Linked DNA regions of Homo sapiens: regions 2, 3 and 4 are each linked to region 1. A link is a contact called in ENCODE Hi-C or POLR2A ChIA-PET data. All regions are on one chromosome and are shown on one strand. Each heading gives the region's core, a stretch centred on a gene start or an enhancer-like site at or near the end of the contact. The rest is flanking DNA. Distances are from core to core; before and after follow the strand shown. Region 1 holds the start of PER1 (period circadian regulator 1). Region 2 overlaps PIK3R6 (phosphoinositide-3-kinase regulatory subunit 6). Region 3 holds the start of EIF5A (eukaryotic translation initiation factor 5A). Region 4 holds the start of FXR2 (FMR1 autosomal homolog 2).

What was found. Hi-C counts contacts between places; a loop is a spot of excess contacts on that map. ChIA-PET counts read pairs that join two places held with the same protein, here RNA polymerase II (POLR2A). Pooled maps may share reads with other maps.
Region 2: a loop to region 1 is called in a pooled map of heart left ventricle, with 6 times the contacts of the local background. The contact joins the enhancer-like site here to the promoter of PER1 in region 1. A Hi-C loop is called at or near these places in 1 of 37 single-sample maps with no recorded cell type and 3 of 50 pooled maps. POLR2A ChIA-PET finds 5 or more read pairs at or near these places in 3 of 52 experiments (B cell, GM12878 and K562).
Region 3: a pooled map shows a loop between it and region 1 (6-fold over the local background). The contact joins the promoter of EIF5A here to the promoter of PER1 in region 1. A Hi-C loop is called at or near these places in 2 of 37 single-sample maps with no recorded cell type and 12 of 50 pooled maps. POLR2A ChIA-PET finds 5 or more read pairs at or near these places in 2 of 52 experiments (activated B cell and activated naive CD4-positive, alpha-beta T cell).
Region 4: a pooled map shows a loop between it and region 1 (9-fold over the local background). The contact joins the promoter of FXR2 here to the promoter of PER1 in region 1. A Hi-C loop is called at or near these places in 2 of 37 single-sample maps with no recorded cell type and 11 of 50 pooled maps. POLR2A ChIA-PET finds 5 or more read pairs at or near these places in 3 of 52 experiments (GM12878, MCF 10A and activated CD4-positive, alpha-beta T cell).

What each region holds. Positions count from the first base shown.
Region 1 is chr17:8,150,581-8,153,717 of GRCh38, forward strand. PER1 (period circadian regulator 1) reads right to left here and starts at 1,824. Exons shown (of 23, transcript NM_002616.3): 1 at 1,757-1,824; 2 at 1-265. The coding sequence starts at 126. RefSeq lists enhancers at 448-557, 1,771-2,065 and a silencer at 718-817.
Region 2 is chr17:8,857,089-8,860,335 of GRCh38, forward strand. All of the region lies in intron 1 of PIK3R6 (phosphoinositide-3-kinase regulatory subunit 6), which reads right to left. Among named protein-coding and RNA genes, the nearest start is that of PIK3R6, 9.0 kb to the right of the region's middle. RefSeq lists an enhancer at 2,352-2,611. Within about 2 kb of position 1,628, at least 8 of the 41 ENCODE cell types and tissues checked have a DNase peak (open chromatin) inside an H3K27ac peak, as active enhancers do; they include B cell and GM12878, where a contact is called at or near this core.
Region 3 is chr17:7,305,793-7,309,190 of GRCh38, forward strand. EIF5A (eukaryotic translation initiation factor 5A) reads left to right here and starts at 1,836. Exons shown (of 6, transcript NM_001970.5): 1 at 1,836-1,960. RefSeq lists enhancers at 150-961, 833-1,132, 962-1,772, 3,003-3,292 and silencers at 1,683-1,792, 2,153-2,322, 2,413-2,532.
Region 4 is chr17:7,613,425-7,616,976 of GRCh38, forward strand. FXR2 (FMR1 autosomal homolog 2) reads right to left here and starts at 1,473. Exons shown (of 17, transcript NM_004860.4): 1 at 1,028-1,473. The coding sequence starts at 1,108. It also overlaps a transcript of SHBG not described here. RefSeq lists silencers at 1,028-1,557, 1,668-1,717.

The sequences.
Region 1 (3,137 bases), core at 574-3,073:
GGCCAGGCTGGGGCCTGGGCAAGGCCGGTGCTGTGGGGGCCCAGGGGATGGGACGCCCCCAGGACAAAATGATTCCCCAGGCCTGGGGTCCCCTCCCCCATCAGCCCCTTCTAGGGGGCCACTCATGTCTGGGCCATGGGGAGAACAGAACAGAGAAGGCAGAGAGGCCACCACGGATGCACGAGGGGGCCTGGAGGCTTGGCTGAGGGAGTGAGGTGGAAGATCTAAGTCTCTGAGGGTTGAGAAGTTCGATCACAGCCAGTACCTGGAGAGGGAGACCAGGAAGCAGGGCTTGCAGAAAGCTGGTTTAACTCCAGAGCACCTGCTGGCTTCACTCAGACCTTCCCCCTGCCTGGCCTCCTGCAGGACTGATGGGAGTGGAACCCAGGCCTGGGGCTTCCAATGGGGAGTCAGGATGTCTCCTGTACCCTTAGGGGGACTGCCAGCGGGAGAAGGTTCTCCGGGGCCTTCCTTCACATCCCCTGCCACCATGGCCTGAGCAGTCAATGAGAACCACGGCTGTAGACAAAAACCTGGACACTTCCCATTCCCAAGTTCCCATTAGGTGTCCACTCTGCCTGGGCCTCCAAGGCCTCGGAGCAGGAGGTGAGCTGGTCGCCTCCTATATTTAGGCCTCCAGGCTAATTTTATCCGGGGGCGGTGCCACCCCCGCTGCACATGCGCGCCGACGTGCGCGGCCCCACCACGCGCTTCCGCCGCCGCCACGGTCGCCAGGGAAACCGACGTCAGCTGCTGAGCTCAGCGGTTGCTGGAGGGACCACAGGAGGGCGGGAGGAGCGACCCCTCCCCCATTTCCCGGCGGAAGTGGGGGAACGGCCCACTCTCACACTGGTGGGCGCGGCCGGGGGGGTCACGCATCCCTTACATATCCCCAGTCCCAGGATGGCTCGGTGGCCGTAAGAAGTGGGACGGCCTATTAGGATCCCAGGGTTGGTCCTGGCTTCCCCAGGACGAAGCACAACGGCCACTGCCCTCGGCGCAAAAGCCCCTCAACCTGACTCTCGCCTGGATCCCAGTCATTCTGGTCAAGACAACACAACCTTTCCTTCTTTAGCCCCTGCGCTGCTTCCCCACCACAAGGACCGAAGCCGGCAACCTGCCATCGTCAAGGACCCGAGGATCCTCTCTCTTCAGTCCCCTACTTTTCTGGCCAGACCCCCCCACCAACCCCAAGCCTTGGGCAGAAGACACACAACAGCCAACAGATCTTTCTTCCCCTACTCCCCGTCCAACCACACCCCTACTACTGAGCATTTTCTGAGCGCCAGGGGAAAAGGGAAGGTTGTGGCCAACAGCAGGAACCAGCGCTGGGAACGGGATGTTCTAGTCCGAAGTGGGCTGACATCACAGGCGGCGCAGGGCCAGGGACTGGAGAACAGAGACACGGGGAGCGCTGAAAGCCTAATAGGGTCCTGGTACCGGGGCAAACCTGGGGCCCCTCGAGTAACGAGCAAGAAGACCGGGGCATGCCCGCTGAGAGTCGGCTGTGGGGCCGGGAAAGCTGGGACGGGGAGGTGGGGACAAGCTGGAGGTAAGATGAGTGGGTCAGGAGTGCAGACTCCCGGTGCAAGATTTCGAGGAGGACTTCGGTCCTTGGGGGCAGGGAGAGGGTGGGTAGCGGTAAGGACGACAGTGTGCCCTCTGCCTGGGCCGAAAGTAGCCCATCAGATTGGAAGTGGCAGCGGTCCGGCTCAGGGACGGAGATCGGCCCCAGGATGGCCGCAGAGATGCCTACCTGGTCGCAGGAGTGTCCTCCGCACGCCTGCCCGCCGCCGCTCCAGCCCGCAGCCGAGTGGAAGCTCCACCGGGCGGGCGGGGAGGCGGGTTGCATAATGCCGGGCACTGCCCCCTCATTGGCCTCTTGCCGACGGAGCCGCAGGCCCCGCCCCCGATTGGCTGGGGATCTCTTCCCGGCGCCTGATTGGCTAGTGGTCTCCACTAAGGTCAGGGCTGTGTCACACACACGGGCGCACGTGGACCTGGGTGCTGGTGCTGGGCTGAAGAGCCCCAGACACCGCCCAGCCAATGGGCGCAGGACGCTTGCACATTGAATAATGGAAGGGAGGAGAGAGGGAGATACGCTGCGCCTCTTTAGGGAAAAAGCCCGGCCCGGGGTAGGTGCTCAAGACTTGTCTACTTCCTGAACGCACTAGCCTTGCAGAACACAACATCTTGGCATCTTCGCCTTTCCAAGGGTGAGGAAAAGGAATGGCGCTGCAAGTTAGGCCACGCTGGATGAGATGGGTGGTCCTTGAGAGGAGGGGAGAGACAGAAACCTGCCTGGGCCTCTCCTGGGTTCCTTTCCCAACCTTGTTCCCTCCCAACCTTCGTTCTACATAATGAAGCCCTTTAACCGAAGCACTTCCTCTGACACTTCAAATCCTGGGAGAGGACAGTTAAGGGTCCACGTGTGACCGGTGGGTGAGTGGGTGGAGGAAGGATGCGGACAATGGAAGGGGCAACCAGAGCCAATAGTGGCTGTGAAGGGAAACAATGGCAGGTGCTTCTATGGCCACTCAGAGACAAGGTCTCCGGGCAGCCTACGTGGTGTCTAGTACTTTCCTCCAGAGGACGCAGCCACCCACAGTTAAAGCTGCCCCAAAAGTGGGGGCCAGGAAGCCAGGACTACAGAGGGACCAAGGGGATGGCCCAGAGAAGAGGCCAGCTGGGGCCCTAGACAGAGAAATGTGGGGTGGCAAGGGCTTCATATTTCCACTGCTTGGAAAAGAGAAAGCCAAACTCCAGGGGCCCAGACGGAACGTCATCTGTCTCATTCACTGTAGTCTCCAGAGCCCAGGACAGGACCTGACACATGGCAAGTGATCGATAAACATGATTTTTTTTTTTTTAAACAAGGATAGGTTGGGGAGGTGGGAAAAGAGTGTCAACAGGAGAAAGGGGGCTGGGAATTCTGATTCTCTAAAAGAGATGAGTAGTCCTAGAAAGAGAACAGGGGCACGATTTGCAGGCAATAAAATGTTAGTCTGGGCTCAGGAGAGCTGCAGTTACACAGCCCCCTCCATCCAGGACCGTGATGAGTAGTTCCTCGCAGGGCTCCCTGGAAACGTGGGTAGTAGATGAACAGGCCTCCAAGCAGCTGCTGACATAATCATTGT
Region 2 (3,247 bases), core at 378-2,877, 710 kb after region 1:
GCCCTCCCTGTCACACTCTAGCACACTCTGATTTTATTCATAGCATTTATCAGTATGGAAATTTTTCCTGTCAGGCTTAGTTTTCTTGGCTAGTCATTAGAATGCGAACTCGGCAAATACTGGGATGGGGCGTGTCTCCTTCACTGCAGCATGTCCAGCATCTAGGGCAGCAGCCACTCAGTGGACAATGAATACCTATTTTAGATAAATATTTGATGAATGAATGAAAGTGAAGAATATTGCCAAAAGCCACGTGGCCATGAAGGATAGAACCAGGGCTAGAGCCCAGATCTCAACCTGGGGCGTGGGGTCATGGCCACTTCCCCTGACGTCCGCATGCCTTCCTTTCCCCTCTGTAAACCTCACAGAACCCCCCTCTGTCTTTGTGAAATAAAATGAACACAAACTTCTGTCTGGGGCGGCCTGGGTTAATAATGAACACGGGGCAGCCTCGAAAGAAAAGAAATCTCACAGATAAAGACTAAAAGAGAAGTGTAAGATACCAGGAATTTTTGTGGCAAATGGAGAGTGCTTCTGGGCTGATTTTTAATTGAAAGTAAAATTCCCCTTTGGGAGGCTGAGGCAGGCGGATCACAAGATCAGGGATCGAGACCATCCTAGCTAACATGGTGAAACCCCGTCTCTACTAAAAATACAAAAAATTAGCTGGGTGTGGCGGCAGGTGCCAGTAATCCCAGCTACTTGGGAGGCTGAGGCAGGAGAATCGCTTGAATCCGGGAGGCAGAGGTTGCAGTGAGCTGCAATCGTGCCACTGCACACCAGCCTGGGCAACAAGAGTGAAACTCTGTCTCAAAAAAAAAAAAAAAAAAGGGAAAGTAAAATTCTAAGAAACTTTACCAGTAACTGTCAGAAAGCCTCCCTATTCATTTGCTCATTCCTTCATTCACTCACGCATTCACTCATCAAACATTTATTCAGCGTTTCTATATATTTGTGCAGGTGCTGCTTCCTTGCTCCTCCCACAGGAGACCTTTGTGGTCGATTTCCTGTCCTTTGGGGCTGCTGACCACACCAGTGTGGGGGAAGAGCCCCCAGGGGATGAGCTTGCACGTAGACAGGAAATGGAAATAGAAGCAGCTCATTCTTAAAATGCATCAACATCAAATGTGTCTTCGTTTCAGGAATGAGAAGAATTTTTTAGGAAATAAAGCTTGCCCTTTCAAGCACCAAACCATGCCTCTGAATGTTTTCTCAATTAATCTTTTTTTTTTTTTTTTTTTTTTTTTGAGACAGTTTTGCTCTTGTCGCCCAGGCTGGAGTGCAGTGACGCGATCTCGGCTCACTGCAACCTCCGCCTCCTGGGTTCAAACGATTCTCTTGCCTTAGCCTCCCTGAGGCTAGGAATTACAGGCACCCGCCGCCACCCCTGGCTAATTTTTGTATTTTTAGTAGAGACAGGGTTTCGCCATGTTAGCCAGGCTGGTCTCGAACTCCTGACCTCAGGTGATCCACCCACCTCGGCCTCCCAGAGTGCTGGGATTAGAGGCGTGAGCCAGGCGCCTGGCTGTTTTCTCAATGAGTCTCAATGGAAGCTCATTGTATGCACCGTGCCATAAAACGGTGGCGATGGCAGGAGCTATCAGTAGGCGAGGGTAGCCCTATCCTACATTGAGTGGCTGTTACTGTTTGACTTCTCATGTATGATTCCTCATTTCAGCAGCACCAGCTGTGTTCTGCACTTAGTGGGTGAGTGGAGGCTGCAGTCCAGCCCACCGCTCTGCTGGCCTTTTTGTAATTTACTCAGGCAGGGAGGGTGAGGTTTTGCAATTCATCCATCCAAAGAGGAACTTGCTGTAATTTGTCTACTCAGAGGGGTGCCTCTTTCTGATTTGAACAAAGTGCCTTCTGTGTTGGCTGCAGCCCTGCCTGGGCTGTGTCTGCTCCTCCACCCAACTGCCAGTTTGCTGAAGGCTGGGAAGCCGGAATAAGCACATGCAATTGTCTTGTATGTAAAATGAAGAAACAAAGCCTGAGAACTGATCAATGAAAAGAGCATCAAACTTCCATCCATGGACTTGCAACTTCTATTTGCTCAGAGGGCCCTCTGGCTGTCTTCTGAGTTCCTGGCAGTGTTTTGGGTGGCTGAGGTTGGTGAGTAAATCAAAGAGCCTCTTCAGAACATAATCCATGGGGCAGAAATTGCACAAGACCTGAGAGGTTAGAGATGAATGAATGAGACATAGTCCTTGCCCCCTGGGGTGCGTGGTCTACCAGTCTGTCACCTCATAATGACCGCAGGGTGGCTGTACTTGCCCAAGACCCCTGGAACAGACGTCACACACCTATGGCCCACCATTAGCACACTGAAACTGTCTCACCGCCCCATGCACGCAGCATGCTTGTGATGGTTTATGTGTCAACTTGACCAGGCCAAGGGAGGCCCAGATGGCTGGTGAAGCATTATTTCTGGAGGTGTCCATGAGGCTATTTCCAGGAAAGATGAGCATCTGAATGCAGGGAGTGAGTCAAGATCTGCCCTCAGCCATGTGGGTGGGCATCACGTGATCTGCTGAGGGCCTGAATAGGAGAAGAGGGAGGAGGAAGGGCAGATGTGCTCTCTGTGCTTCAGCTGGGACATCCATCCTGCCCTTGGACAAAATCAGCGCTCTTGGTTCTCCAGCCTTCGGACTTGGACTGAGACTGACGCCGTCATCTTCCCTGGTTCTCAGGCCTTTGGACTCAGACTGGAATTACACCACTGACTTTCCTGGGCCTCTAGTTTACAGACCACGGATTACAGACTTCTCAGCCTCCACAATCACAGGAGCCAATCCCTGCTAATACATCCTTTTGTTCTCTACCCACTCCCCACCCACCTCCCAGTCTCTCTCTCTATCCTATTTGTTGTGTTCCTCTGGAGTGGCCTGACTAATACAATGCTTAAGAAGACTAACCATTTCGCAGACTCATGTAAGAGACTCTCAGAGACTTTGCTCTGTCTAGTATATTTTTAAAATTCACTTTTCACATAAAAAACCATGCGTATGGTAAAAATCTGAAAGGCACAGATAGCTATGCAGTGAAAAGCCAGACTCCTTCTTAGCTATCCTCTGGCCCAAGGGTCCCCAAACCCCAGGCTGCGGATGGGCACTGATCCGTGGGCCGTTAGGAACTAGGGACACAGCAGCAGGTGAGTGGCTGGTGAGCCACCAGGACCGCCTGAGCTCCGCCTCCTGGGGCGGGGGGCGGTGTGGGCATAAGATTCTCATAGAAGCTCGAACCCTAT
Region 3 (3,398 bases), core at 586-3,085, 840 kb before region 1:
AGGTTGGTCTGGAACTCCTGACCCAAGTGATCTGCTCGCCTTGGCCTCCCAAAGTGCTGGGATTACAGGTGTGAGCCACTGCGCCTGGCCGCTTGTTTCAGTCTTGTTATCCAACAAGGCAGCCATGAAGGTAGTGCAAGAAACCCAGGAATTGGAAGAAGACTACGAAGTTTCAGGAAAAGCGAAATGGGGGGCGGAGAGAGGGAGGGCAAAGAAAATAAAGTTGGGAAGATAGCTCGTCTCCAGCTTCATGGTCTCCTATGATTAAGACAATGTCAATGTAATCTAACATACCACTTTTTTTTTTTTTTTTTTTTTTTTGAGACAGAGTCTCTCGCTGTGTCTCCTAGGCTGGAGTGCAGTGGTGCGATGTCGGCTAACTGCAACCTCCGCCTCCTGGGTTCAAGCGATTCTCCTGCCTCTGCCTCCCGAGTAGCTGGTACAGGCGCCCACCTCCACGCCCGGCTAATTTTTTTGTATTTTCAGTAGAGACGGGGGTTTCACTACGTTGGCCAGGCTGGTCTTGAACTCCTGACCTTGTGATCCGCCCGCCTCGGCCTCCCAAAGTGCTGGGATTACAGGCGTGAGCCACCGCTCCCGGCCTACCACTATTTTATTTTATTTATGTATTATTTATTTATGTTTTTGAGACTTGAGTTTCGCTCTTGTTACCCAGGCTGGAGTGCAATGGCGCAATCTCGGCTCACGGCAACCTCCACAGGAGAAGCGATTCTCCTGTCCCAGCCTCCCGAGTAGCTGGGATTACAGGCATGCGCCGCCACGCCCGGCTAATTTTGTATTTTTAGTAGAGACGGGGTTTCTCCATGTTGGTCAGGCTGGTCTCGAACTCCCGACCTCAGGTGATCCGCCCGCCTCGGCCTCCCAGAGTGCTGAGATTACAGGTGTCAGCCACCGCGCCCGGCCCACCACTCATTTTTATAGACAATTTTTTCTAAGGGACCTCGTAGACAATACTTTGGGGAACCGCAGAGCACAGTTGGGGAAAACACAGTAATACCATCTAAGTTTCTTTACTGAGGACCTCAGAGCCGAATGGCCTCTATGGATGCCATAGAGACCAATACGGACTGAGGGTTTAAAGAAGATGGTGTCCGCCGCAGGACCGCTCTATCTTCTCGGGTGAACTCTATGGCAGAGCATAGGCATTCGATTTAGAGAAGTGAAGCCGAGATGGGTGGGAACCCGACCACACTAGCGCGCTAGAAGAGTGGGGCGGAAAGACATCTCCCGCGCATGTGTGGAACTGGGGGGACTGATTCCAAGACAAGGCGCCCACCCCACAGAGCAAGTTTTCTGAAACGTGTGAGTCGTTTAAGTCCAGTTAAAGCCGAGGTGGGGCGTATCCTGAGACGCATGCGTTCTAGACGAGACAAGTGATCTAGCGGCGTGGTCTTTTCAACGCCTGGCGTACTGACGGCGTCTGAGGTGGAAGGGGTTGTTTAGGATTCCGAACACGCATGCGTTCTGAGACCCAGGCGTTTCCTTTAGAGGGTGTGGAGTGCAGGGCTCCTTATTGCGCAGGCGCAAGGACTGCCCGGTAGGACGAGCGGTCTATCAAGGGGAGGGAAGATGAGGTTGAAGAGATTAAAAAACCGGGTGCGCCTGCGCGTTGCAGATTAGTTGAAAACGCTCAGGGTTTGTGAGGGGCGGGGTCACGTATGCGCGTCATTGGACGGGTCGGTGGGAGGGAGGGTGGAGATGGGTAGGGTGTGTGCGCTTGCGCAGTGCGGGGGTGGAGGGCGGAGGAGATAGATAGCACGCTTGCGCGGCTGTCATAGGGCTGCTTGGTTGGTCAGTGGGGAGTCGGCGCCTGCGTACTAAGACCCGTGTGCAGCAGCGGCGGCGGCGGTAGAGGCGGCGGCGGCGGCGGCAGCGGGCTCGGAGGCAGCGGTTGGGCTCGCGGCGAGCGGACGGGGTCGAGTCAGTGCGTTCGCGCGAGGTGAGAGCGGGCAGGGCGCGTGTGCGCGGTACCTTGGCTTGGGCCCGGGAGAAGATGGAACTGCGCGGGGGTCGGGGAGGGGGCAGAGGGGAGCGGCGGCCGCCGCCGCACGGGTTCGGCCAGAGAGCGGCGCGAGGTGAGGAGAGGCGCGGGCGCGCGCCCCGGTTGGCGCGCGGGGTGACGGTTGGGGTTGGCCCGGTGACGTTGGAGCGACGCAGGGCGGGGGACGGCGAGCCGCGAGGCAGCCACGCGGGAGAGGCCGCCAGGCGGCCACGCCGGGGCGAGGGCCAGGGGCCAGATCGGCCCACCGGGGCAAGGGTACCTGGGCCGTTGAGGACCCGGCTCAGCGCGGCCACGTGAGGTGGGGGAGGGGGCTATTCGGTGAGAGGGCATGATGGGGGGGGTTGGCGGACGGCCGGGGGGAGGGGAGGCGGCGTGGCTCCGGCCTGGCGCAGTCTCTGAGGAGGGGGCGGCCGCGGCACCGGAAGTGCCCCCCACGGGAGGCTGCCCTCGGGGTCGCAGGCCGCATGGCCAAGCGTGGACCGGGGCCGCATGGCAGCGCGGGGACCCCTCCCCCCAGGTCCCGGCCACCGGAAGCCCGGAACGGCCACATGGTCGGCAGGAGCCGGCAGCCCCTAGCGCGGGGAGCTAGTCCTCGCGGGGGTTCCGAGGGGGCCTGAGATTTTGAGGAGTGGAAGCCGGAGGCTCGGGTCCTAATCACCCCGGAGGGCCTGCTGCAGGCATATGTTAGCGCTTCCCAACCTCAAGGGCCCCAGGAGCTTTCCTGAAAAACCCTCCTGTGAAGTGTGGCGGTCAGCCAGGTGTAAGTGGCACCCCTTCGAGCTGGGAGGCCGGAGAAATGGGGAAACAGGGCGTTTGGACAGGAGCCCAACTTTTCTGTCGGCCTGGGTGGACAGCGCCTAAAAGCCTCAGGCAGATGAGTTTCCCACCGTGATAGGCGTTCTTCACCTTGTCACTGTCTTCCTGTTGTAACTGGTTTGGGAGTTCCACGGTTTCGAAGTCCTTAACTCTACTAGCCTAGTATGATTTTCTACTACTCACTACTACCAACCTTTTGCTTTCATTTTATTGTCATTCACCACCCCCCACCTCTCCCACTTTCTACTGACTGTACTGGCCCGGCCTGAAAAGCCGACAGGACAGATGCATCCTGGGAAAAGTGGGAGGGCCTTCCAGGAGAGGCTGGGTTCCTGGGTTCTCTTTGGGAACCAAGATCGAGGTGTTTGGCAGGGGGATCATTTCGGAAACAACTTTGCTTTCTCCCCCTTGGCTTGTTGCAAGTGCATGTTGGCGAGGCGGGAATCCCCCAAAGAGGCCTTGTGGTTTCCTGTAGCAGTGACTGGTTTGTGTGTGGATGGGGGGGGGCAGTGTAACAGATGGGTGGGGCCTTGTCCTCCGGTCTCCACCCTCCCCCCCC
Region 4 (3,552 bases), core at 223-2,722, 540 kb before region 1:
TGTCCTAGAAAATAGATTCAGAGCAGATAAGGAAGGTGGTATTATAAGGAGTTCTAAGGAACCAAATCCTGGGCAAAGGGGGAGGTGAAATAAGGAAGGGTCTTTGAAAGATGATCCCGTCTTCCAAAAAAGGTTGTCAGATTCCCGAACTGGGATAGTTGGCCAAGAGTCTTCAAGAAGTGGAAATCTTAAGATAAACAGAAGGGAACCTCATAAGCTTCCTTTCAGAGATCCTTTTAGAGATTATGACTATGAAGCTTACATGCCTCAAGACGAAGAAACTATATGAATGACCTGAAGGTATCTGAGGTCTAAGTGAGACCTCAAATCCATTCCTGAGTAGAATGGTAGAGCAGTGGGTCTTGAGATCAAGGTGTGGTGGGGAGAGAGACTTGCGAAAGATGCCACCTTATGGCTGGCTGGGAAGCAACTTGACTGATCCAACCCAGGGTTCCTGAGGTCAAAGATGCCAAACGTCGTAAATGGATCTGACCATTTCTCCTTGGCTTGGGAACCGGAATATAAGATGAAAGTGGGGTGAGTGTTCCAGAGCCAGTAGGCAGAGGCCTCTCTGAGGAAGATGAAAGGATCTTTTACGGGACAGAGGGCCTTCCCAAAGGGACCGTGTGGAAGAAAGACAATTCTCCATGTGCTTGGATCGTGGGGAAGATGTGATTAAGGTCTAAGGTATGTCTTCCACCAGACAACGGACACAGTCAATTAGAAGCTGGGTAAAGGGGTCTCTCCTGCGGAGCGGGGAGCGCCAAGCCAGGGACAATAATGGCCTGAAGTTCATTCTCCCGGAGATGGGGGTAGAAGCAGGTGCAGGTGCCTTAGAGGGGTCAAAAATAAGAGGAACAGGGTTCACTCTAAGCGGTCTCCCAGGGAAGGCTGCGGGTTGGAGCAAGGGTCCAAGATTCTAAGGGCCAGGACTCAGCTCCAGAAGCTCGATCCCGCCCCACGCGTTCCTGCTCCGGCCAGGGGAGGGGGCTAAGGACCGGCGTCCCCAGTCGGCGCGCCGTCTCACCTTGTAGAAGGCCCCGTTGGAGCCGCGCACCTCGACGGGCAGTCCCGGCTCCACATCCCCCCCAGAGGCCAGGCCGCCCATGGCGCCGCCACCGCCTCCGACTCCCCCGGCGGCGGCTGCAGCAGCAGTCTGAGTGCGGGCCGGGCCAGGCCCCCGGCGTCTCCCCGGAGGAGGAGCCGGAGGGGGAGCCGCGGGGGGCGGGAGCCGGGCCGGCCCCACGGCGGCCCTGCCACAGCCAACGAGCAGGGGGCCGGGGCCGGGCCGCTCCCCGTCCGCCGCCGCCGCCTTGGTCTCCGCCACCGTGAGGGAAACGGCCGCCGCCGCCGCTGCCTTCGTCACCTCAGCTTCCGCCCGCCGCCGCCCCCGCTGCTGCCTCAGTCCCGGGACCCGCTGCTGCCGCTGCCGCTCCACAGCCTCCACCTCCCCCTGCCACCGCCGCCTACTGCGCAGGCGCACCGGGCACCCGCCCGCTGCGCGCGGGGCCCCGAGGGCCACCGCGCAGGCGTCAAGGTTAGAGCCCCAGCTAGCGCCAGCTAGCGCATCGGGGCTTCCACATTCCCTTTCACTCTCTCACTCCCCCTCCTGGTCGCTTGCTAGCGCTTGCGCAGAACAAGATTAGCCTTCTTTCTTCACCGCTCCACCGCCCAGCCACCCCGTCTCTTCCTTTCCCCGCCCCACAACACTGAGAACCAACCAATCAGGGGGAGGGAGGGGCCGGGCTCGCTCAGTCCGATTGGGCGGCGTCCGCACAGTCACACAGCGCTCAGGCCACACCCACTCCGCCGCCGCTGGCCCCACCGGGCTTGGACAAGTTAGGGATGGGCATGCGCCTGAACGACTGCTTGGTCACTTTCCCCACCTTTGTCTTTCTTGGTGCGCACGCTCCAAAAAGAAAAAAAAAAGAAGAGGAGTCGCCGCAAGGAAAAAGGTGCTTGGTGCGCACGCGCTGAGCTTTACCCTCTTCGCGTATGCATCGCCGATATTTTAAGAATCTGTAACTCTCTACTGTAGTAGATTTAACAGTCATGGCTCTTACCTTGAAGAGATTGTGATACAATGAAAGTTTTGGCCGGGCGCGGTGGCTCACGCCTGTAATCCCAGCGCTCTGGGAGGCCGAGGCAGGTGGATCACCTGAGGTCCTCGGATCACCTGAGGTCAGGGGTTCGAGACCAGCGTGGCCAAAATGGTGAAACCCACCCCCCCCCCCACCCCGCATCTAATAAAATACAAAAATTAGCCGGGCGTGGTGACACGCGCCTGTAATCCCAGATACTCGGGAGGCTGAGGCAGGAGACTACCTTGAACCTGGGAGGCAGAAGTTGCAGTGAGCCAAGATCGCACCATTGCACTCCAGCCTGGGCGACAGAGCAAGACTCAGTCTCAAAAAAAAAAAAAAAAGAAAGAAAGAATAGAAAGAAAGCTTTAAGAATAGTTTCAGACGGGCGCTGTGGCTCACTCCTGTAATCCCAGCACTTTAGGAGGCTCAGGCGGTGGATCACTTGAGCCCAAAAGTTTGACACCAGCCTCAACAGGGCGAAACCCTGTTTCTACTAAAAATACAAAAATTAGGACGGGCGCGGTGGCTCAGGCCTGTAATCCCAGCACTTTGGGAGGCCGAGATCACGGGCGGGCGGATCACGAGGTCAGGAGATGGAGACCATTCTGGCCAACATGGTGAAACCTCGTCTCTACTAAAATACAAAAAATTAGCCGTGGTAGTTCCAGCTACTCGGAAGGAGTCCCAGCTACTCAGGAGGCTGAGGCAGGAGAATCGCTTGAACCTAGGAAGGTGGAGGTTGCAGTGAGTGGATATCATGCCACCACACTCCAGCCTGGGCAATGAGTGAAATTTCTTCTTTAAAAATAATAATAATGGCAGGGCGCGGTGGCTCATGCCTATAATCCCAACACTTTGGGAGGCCGAGACGGGCGGATCACGAGGTCAGGAGATCGAGACCATCCTGGCTAACACGGTGAAACCCCATCTCAACTAAAAATACAAAAAAAAAAAAAAAAAAAAAAAATTAGCTGGGCGTGGTGGCGGGCGCCTGTAGTCCCAGCTACTCGGGAGGCTGAGGCAGGAGAATGGCGTGAACCCAGGAGGCGGAGGTTGCAGTGAGCGGAGATCGTGCCACTGCACTCCAGCTGGGGCGACAGAGCGAGACTCCATCTCAACAACAACAACAACAAATAATAATAATAGTGGCCCGGCGCGGTGGCTCACGCCTGTAATCCCAGCACTTTGGGAGGCCAAGATGGGTGGATCACAAGGTCAGGAGTTCAAGACCAGCCTGGCCAACATGGTGAAACCCCATCTCTACTAAAAATACAAAAATTAGCTGGGCATGGTGGTGCATGCCTGTAAACCCAGCTACTTGGGAGGCTGAGGCAAGAGAATTGCTTGAACCTGGGAGGCAGAGGTTGCAGTGAGCCCAGATTGTGCCATTGCACTCCAGCCTGGGCAAAAAGAGCGACACTCTGTCTCAAAAAATAGTAATAATAATAATAAATAATGCTGGGGAAAT